2 separate regions of the Homo sapiens genome follow, and region 1 is linked to region 2. A link is an interaction called in ENCODE POLR2A ChIA-PET data of the cell type or tissue named here. Cell type or tissue: GM12878. All regions are shown on one strand.

Region 1 (4,000 bases), 260 kb before region 2:
AATTCCAGCTGCTCGGGAGGCTGAGGCAGGAGAATCACTTGAACCCAGGAGGCGGAGGTTGCAGTGAGCCAAGATTGCGCCACTGCACTTCAACCTGGGTGACAAAGTGAGACTCTATCTCAGAAAAAAAGAAGAATCTTGGTGTGAAGTAGTGCTTTCTAAGGATTTGAGCATTGGATGGGATCAAGTGATGTATATAAATCCTTTCTCTACCTTGAACCACAGGAGCAACTCACCATACCTGGTACATGAATAGAAGAGTGATTTGTCTATAGAGTTGGGATAGTTTGAGACGTAACAGCTATGAAATATTTTATAGTGATTACTTACACACAAAATGTTTTCCCACTCATTAGCCCTAGCTGACCTCACCTTACTTTATTATCCACCCTGTCCTCTCCAGTGTTAGCTTCTCTCCTCATTCTTTACATGCTGACCCTTTTTATGCACAATCCTTTTTGATGGATTTGACTACATGGAACAAGCTTCCTGTGCTTATTTGCCTCACTAATTTCTTGTTGTTAAGTTGCCCCCTAAAAGTTTACTGTCTCTTGATATTCTTTTTCTAACGTTTTTACAAGGGTTAAGCCCTCCTGGTGGGTTTCTTAGAGTGTTTTAATATTTGAAATTATTTATATGCTTTAGGAAGTAGAATCCTTCCCCCTTCTCTATCAGAACAACCCAAGATTATTCTCTTAGTGTGCATTTTCTTCCACTGTACTTCAGATAAACTGAAAAACTGAAAGATTGTTTCCAAAGGTTCTTATAATACAAGGACTGGTCTAAGAGTAAATTTTTTAGTGAGTCGTCTTCAGATCACTTCAGAATTAGCAGTTATTGCCGTGATATTGGAGGGAGAAAGTTAAGGGAGCCGCCTGTCTTTAGTTGCCTTGGAGAAACTGTTTCTTCAGGGTACTAGACAAGTTTCCCAACTTAGGTGCCTCCTTTATTCCCTTTTTAAAAGAATAGCAATATGAAACTGCCGTAGCATCCTTAAAACACTGAACTACTTGCTGTCTCTGTCATTTTGGCAGCATTATCTTTAGCATTGTTTGAATGTTTTGTCTAATTCTTGTAATAAAAATAAAATGCTTGTCTAATCCTTAAAAAGATTTCTCTGAGGCTAGGCACGGTGGCTCACGCCTGTAATCCTAGCACTTTGGGAGGCCGAGGTGGGCAGATCACGAGATGAAGGGTTTGAGACCAGCCTGACCAACATGGTGAAACCCCATCTCTACTAAAAATACAAAAATTAGCTGGGCATGGTGGTGTGTGCCTGTAATCCCAGCTACTCAGGAGGCTGAGGCAGGAGAATCACTTGAACCCAAGAGGCAGAGGTTGCAGTGAGCTGAGATGGCGCCACTGCACTCCAGCCTGGGCAATGGAGCAAGACTGTGTCTCAAAAAAAAAAAAAAAAAAAAAGATTTCTCTGAGGTAATTACATTGTAGAATCCTGAACCCTTTTTTTTTTTTTTTTTTTTTTTTTGATATGGGGTCTCACTCTGTTGCCCAGGCTGGCTCACTGCAACCTCAACCTCCCGGGCTCGAGTGATCCTTCTGCCTCTCGAGTAGCTGGGACTATAGATGTGTGCCACCATGCCCAACTAATTTTTGTATTTATTGTAGAGATAGGGTTTCACCATGTTGCCCAGGCTGGTCTGAAACTCTTGGGCTCAAGCAGTTTGCCTATCTCTGCGTCCTAAAGTGCTGGGATACAAGGCGTGAGCCACTGCACCCAGCCTGTAAAATCCTAAACATTAAGGTCCTGTATCGTAGTAGTAGTAGTTGTAGTTTTAGGGGTTTTGGTATATAGTAAGTAAGATATCACATAGGCAGAATATGTATTTTGCACATTTTCCATAATACATATTCATATTGTAAATGCTTACTGTGTGATACAGTTTATGTTCTTGTCCTGTTTTCTGGCCCTTATATTTTAGAGAACTTTAACTGTTTTTTGTATATCATTGAATATTGGCTGGGCATGGTAGTCACCCCTGTAATCCCGGCACTTTGGGAGGCCGAGGCCAGTGGATCACTTGAGTCCAGGAGTTCCAGACTAGCCTGGGCAACATGGTGAAACCCTGTCTCTACAAAAAAAATTTGAAAATTAGCTGGGCATGGTTGCGCATGTCTGTAGTCCCCAGTTACTTGGGAGACTGAAGTGGGAGGATCACATGAGCCCAGGAGGTTGAAGCTGCAGTGAGTTGTAATTGCACCACTGCCCTCCAGCCTGGGTGACAAAGTGAGACCCTGTCTCAAAAAAAAAAAAAAGTCTCCTAGATACATGTCATGGTAATGCATTGGGCCTGTATGTCATTTAAGAAATAGAACTTAGTAGGGGAAAACCCCTGTTGTTATTCCCTTCCCTTTTATTTATTTTTTATTTTCTCCGATGGAAAGATGGGATTGTGTACAATGAGTTTAGAGCTTTCCTAAATCATTTATACCAATCAAGGGATTTAAATCAGTAACTCCCAATCTTTTCTGCATTTTTGTACCCACTTTCATGCTTTTCCTCTGCATTCTGTTTCTAAATAAATTTATTATTAAATAGACAAGTGAATTTTATGTAACACTTGATTTTGGAAATAGCATAAGATACTGAAAATAAGTTTTCATTAGCTTATCTTAGATGTGGTCTTTAGAAGCTGACCTTATTGATAACAGCAGCCCATGCATCTCATTATGCATTCTTTCTTTGCTTGCTTAATCACCCAGTGCTTTTTGATTCTTGCCGTTGGCTAAAGCCAGAAACTTTACAGACTATTAACAGAATCTTGAGGGGAAAAAAATGTACATAAGCATAATTAAGTGATACAGTTTCAAAAGGAGGTTTTTCTTACTTTGTTTCCTGGGGTAGGACAAGGAAGTTTTGTACATGTTTTACCAAGTATTTAACTGGATTCTAATAAACTAGAGTGAAATAGAATGAACAAAATGAAGTTTGCAGACCTACCTTTGCCAACCCCTCATCTCTTAGGACCCAGAGTTCAACAATACAGATCAGATTGACCTGTATGATGATGTGCTGACAGCCACCTCACAGCCCTCAGATGACAGAAGCAGCAGCACTGAACCACCTCCTCCTGTTCGCCAGGAGCCATCTCCCAAGCCCAACAACAAGACCCCTGCAATTCTGTATACCTACAGTGGCCTGCGTAATAGACGAGCTGCCGTTTATGTGGGCAGCTTCTCCTGGGTGAGTGTGGGTAACCAAAAATGCTTAGGGGTGGGCTGGAGGGAGAGCACTGGGAGGTGATGGCATTTTCAGAAACTACTGTTGCACTGTTTTGTGCTCTGATGGGGTTGGATTTCTTTTTCCTGGGATCAGGTTGGATTGATCTCTGAAAGAGAACTATCCTGAGGACGTACTGGTGCCGAAGAAAGCAATGATTAAGTGGGTAGTTGCTTTTTCTGCCATCTTGTTACTGCCCCTGACCCTGGGGCTTTATGTCTAGCAGGGTCATCTGAGGGACGAGATTTCAGAGTGAACACCTTGAACTCTTGGTGGTCATTAGATGGTCCTGTGATAATGGTGGGTGATGGGGATTAAAGACCTTGATAACTCTAGTATACTTGGGGTAGGTGGTGACTGTTGTTCTGCAAGTTATTTTGTGATGTTTTGGGGCTGGTGGTGGGGGTGGTTTTTCCAAATTAGGAAGTATATTTACTGTGGGGGAAGTTCTGGCAATGGTCAACTCTAGCCTGACAGATCTATAATTAAAAAATTGCTAGCTGTCAATGTTTGAACTGATGACCAGCCAGCCCAAACGGCAGTCAAAGTTACAATAAGTTTTAATCTTCGTAATCTCTAAAGATGGAGATTGGGGGTGAGTGGGTTTGGAATTCTGTATGGGTGAGGACAATAAGAAAAGTCTGCACTAATTGAAATATTGCCAGGCTTTTGAGTTTCCTCTGGGGGGACTTAGTTGTGACTAGAATCCTGGGTTTGGGACATTGGCGGGCGGGGGTGTAGCTCTTGACATCTCTTCCTTTT
Region 2 (4,000 bases):
TTTGTAGGCAGCTGCCAGCCCCTACTTCAGAGGCAAATCCATTGTCTGGATTGTGCAGGCTGAATGGCTCGGCACAGCGTGGGAGCCACAAGGAGGAAGCAGAAGTGAGAAACCAGGCTCTCCCTCGCCCTCGCCCTCGCCCTCTCCCTCTCCCTCTCCCTCGCCCTCTCCCTCTCCCTCCTCGCCCTCTCCCTCTCCCTCTCCCCACGGTCTCCCTCTCCCTCTCTTTCCATGGTCTCCCTCTGATGCCGAGCCGAAGCTGGACTGTACTGCTGCCATCTCGGCTCACTGCAACCTCCCTGCCTGATTCTCCTGCCTCAGCCTGCCGAGTGCCTGCGATTGCAGGCGCGCGCCGCCACGCCTGACTGGTTTTCGTATTTTTTTGGTGGAGACGGGGTTTCACTGTGTTGGCCGGGCTGGTCTCCAGCTCCTAAACGCGAGTGATCCGCCAGCCTCGGCCTCCCGAGGTGCCGGGATTGCAGACGGAGTCTCGTTCACTCAGTGCTCAATGGTGCCCAGGCTGGAGTGCAGTGGCGTGATCTCGGCTCGCTACAACCTCCACCTCCCAGCCGCCTGCCTTGGCCTCCCAAAGTGCCGAGATTGCAGCCTCTGCCCGGCCGCCACCCCGTCTGGGAAGTGAGGAGCATCTCTGCCTGGCCGCCCATCGTCTGGGATGTGAGGAGCCCCTCTGCCTGGCTGCCCAGTCTGGAAAGTGAGGAGCGTCTCTGACCGGCCGCCATCCCATCTAGGAAGTGAGGAGAGCCTCTTCCCGGCCGCCATCCCATCTAGGAAGTGAGGAGCGTCTCTGCCCGGCCACCCATCGTCTGAGATGTGGGGAGCGCCTCTGCTCCACCGCCCCGTCTGGGATGTGAGGACCGCCTCTGCCCGGCCGCGACCCCGTCTGGGAGGTGAGGAGCGTCTCTGCCTGGCCGCCCCGTCTGAGAAGTGAGGAGACCCTCCGCCCGGCAGCCGCCCAGTCTGAGAAGTGAGGAGCCCCTCCGCCCGGCAGCCACCCTGTCTGGGAGGGAAGTGGGGGTCAGCCCCCGCCAGGCCAGCCGCCCCGTCTGGGAGGGAGGTGGGGGGGTCAGCCCCCCGCCCGGCCAGCCGCCCCGTCCGGGAGGTGAGGGGTGCCTCTGCCCGGCCGCCCCTACTGGGAAGTGAGGAGCCCCTCTGCCCGGCCACCACCCCGTCTGGGAGGTGTACCCAACAGCTCATTGAGAACGGGCCATGATGACAATGGCGGTTTTGTGGAATAGAAAAGGGGGAAAGGTGGGGAAAAGATTGAGAAATCGGATGGTTGCTGTGTCTGTGTAGAAAGAAGTAGACATGGGAGACTTTTCATTTTGTTCTGTACTAAGAAAAATTCTTCTGCCTTGGGATCCTGTTCATCTATGACCTTACCCCCAACCCTGTGCTCTCTGAAACACGTGCTGTGTCCACTCAGGGTTAAATGGATTAAGGGCGGTGCAAGATGTGCTTTGTTAAACAGATGCTTGAAGGCAGCATGCTCGTTAAGAGTCATTGCCACTCCCTAATCTCAAGTACCCAGGGACACAAACACTGCGGAAGGCCGCAGGGTCCTCTGCCTAGGAAAACCAGAGACCTTTGTTCACTTGTTTATCTGCTGACCTTCCCTCCACTATTGTCCTATGACCCTGCCAAATCCCCCTCTGCGAGAAACACCCAAGAATGGTCAATAAAAAAAAAAAAAAAAAAAGTGAGAAACCAGCCAGAGAGATCTGACTCCCAACTCTAGAGATAAAAAGATAAAGTAACTCTTCACTGGCAATCATCTGAAGACCAAACTAGAGATTCTACATGCCACATAGCAAAACTTCCTTTAAAAACTGCTCTTCCGGCCGGGCACAGTGGCTCACACCTGTAATCCTAGCATTTTGGGAGGCTGAGGTGGGCAGATCTTGAGGTCAGGAGATTGAGACCATCCTGGCTAACACGGTGAAATCCCATCTGTACTAAAAATATTAAAAATTAGCCAGGCGTGGTGGTACGCGCCTATAGTCCCAGCACTGGGGAGGCTGAGGCAGGAGAACTGCTTGAACCCGGGAGGCGGAGGTAGCAGTGAGCCGAGATCGTGCCACTGTATTCCAGCCTGGGTGACAGAGCGAGACTCTGTCTCAAAAACAAACAAAAAACCCCCAAAACAACAACAAAACTGCTCTTCCAACCCAGTTCCCAAATCTCTCGCAATACCTCAGCTTCTCAAATGTCTCATTACCTCGAACTCTTAACTTCCTTGTCTTGTCTTCCTTACTTGTTTACGTTACCTGTCCGTCCATTCAACCAGTATGACAAGGTCCAGGGCTGAGCAGCTGAGCAAACAAGCAAGCAAAGAAGCAAAATGAAACCCTCACTTTTTAGAAGGGGGTAGAGAGGCAATGCAATGTATATACTTCAACGTAGTGTCATATTTTTTGTTCCTGATCAGGGTCATTTGAAGGATTGAGTTATCTTGGGCTAGAGATACTTTGTTTTCTCTCCAATCTCAACCAAAAATGTGACATCCTTGAGGCTGGAGAGGGTATCTGTTCATCTGTGTATCCGCAGGTCTTAGCAGTGTGGGTATTCAGTGAATGCATGTGGAATGAACAAAGGAATGAAGTGAATGTGAGAAACAGAGTAAGGTACCCCCTTCTGTAACTGGGGTTGTTTGTGTTTATAACTTCTTAAAAATTTTGCATTAATCAGGGCCACTCCACTTATGAATGAAATTGGGTGTAATTGAGGTATAGAACGTGGGAACATAGGTGTATGTGTGATAAGAGACCAGGACTGGAGGAGGGGCTAGAGCCAAGGGAAGTTGCAAAAGGCCCAAAGTCGAAAATAGCAGGAACCAAATAGAAAGAGCACCCTTTTTCCCAATGCCACTTCCCTCCCATGACTTGAATTTCCTGCAATTTTCTCTTCCTCCCTCCTTCGTCCTAATTCTCTATCTTTGGTTATTCAGGAGGGCCAGCACCCTGTGGCCCCAGAAGATAATGTGGCAACGACTTAGGACACGGAGAGAGAGCGTAGGCAGCAGTGTGTCATTTCCCCTCAACACCCTTGGTAGAATCATCGTGTCTGTCACATTCACAAGTTCTTCTTCTTCTTTTTTTTTTTTTTTTTTAGCGTTAGCAGTTTCCAGCATCTGCATAAAATGATGTATAAAATAGAGTCTCTGCCTGTCCTTAGAGAAGTTACTATCTAGGGGGAGTGAAAGGTCAACTACAGAAAAGTGTAGAGAATGCTAAGAAAGGGCTGAAGGGTGGGGTGTTTGAATAACATACAAGGGGGGAAGTTACCCAGTCTTAGGATATAGGGGCTTTCCAGAAGTAGAGTCTAAGACTTAAAGGGCACAAGTGACAGAAAATCCAAAACAACAGTGACACGAGGTGGTTTATTTCCCTCTCACACAGAGCCCAGAGGCAGCCGTCCAGTGGTGTCATGGTCCTTTACGGAATCAGGGCTCAGGTTCCTTCTATTTTGTTGTGCCACTAGTGTGGCCTCTATTCCTATGGTCGCCTCATGGTTCAAGATGACTACACTTGCTCCAGCCATCATGTCCATGTCCCACCTTCCAACATGGTACTAATCAGTGAAGAGATTGCTGGATATAAACTCAAGCTAATCCATCAATAGTGTTTCCTAATTATTTTCCTTCAGAAATGAAACACATGCAGAGTTAAAAATCACATAGCAGCTGGGCGTGGTGGCTCACGCCTGTAATCTCAGCACTTTGGGAGGCCGAGGTGGGTGGATCACCTGAGGTCAGGAGTTCGAGATCAGCCTGGCAACATGGTGAAACCCTGTCTCTACTAAAAATACAAAGACTAGCCGGGTGTGGTGGTAGGCGCCTGTAATCCCAGCTACTTGGGACGCTCAGGCAGGACAATCACCTGAACCCAGGAGGCGGAGGTTGCAGTGAGCAGAGATCACACCATTGCACTCCAGCCTGGGCAACAAGAGAGAAACTCCGTCTCAAAAAAAAAAAAAAATCACA

The links. ChIA-PET counts read pairs that join two places held together with the same protein. Peaks named below come from ENCODE experiments on the same cell type or tissue, not always from the same donor. Only the 100,000 strongest peaks of a DNase experiment are listed, where the experiment ranks them.
Region 1: POLR2A ChIA-PET joins it to region 2 with 5 read pairs; 4 of 35 experiments call an interaction of 5 or more read pairs at or near these places.

Annotation. Positions count from the first base shown.
Region 1 is chr11:61,420,592-61,424,591 of GRCh38, reverse strand. It overlaps CPSF7 (cleavage and polyadenylation specific factor 7), which reads left to right. Exons shown (of 10, transcript NM_001142565.3): 3 at 2,984-3,202. Among named protein-coding and RNA genes, the nearest start is that of CPSF7, 7.4 kb to the left of the region's middle. In GM12878, no CTCF peak of the experiment used is centred here; no DNase peak of the experiment used is centred here.
Region 2 is chr11:61,163,475-61,167,474 of GRCh38, reverse strand. No RefSeq gene overlaps it. Among named protein-coding and RNA genes, the nearest start is that of VPS37C, 4.0 kb to the right of the region's middle. RefSeq lists a silencer at 161-310 and an enhancer at 1,163-1,840. In GM12878, no CTCF peak of the experiment used is centred here; no DNase peak of the experiment used is centred here; H3K4me3 peaks cover 1,969 bases; H3K27ac peaks cover 2,403 bases.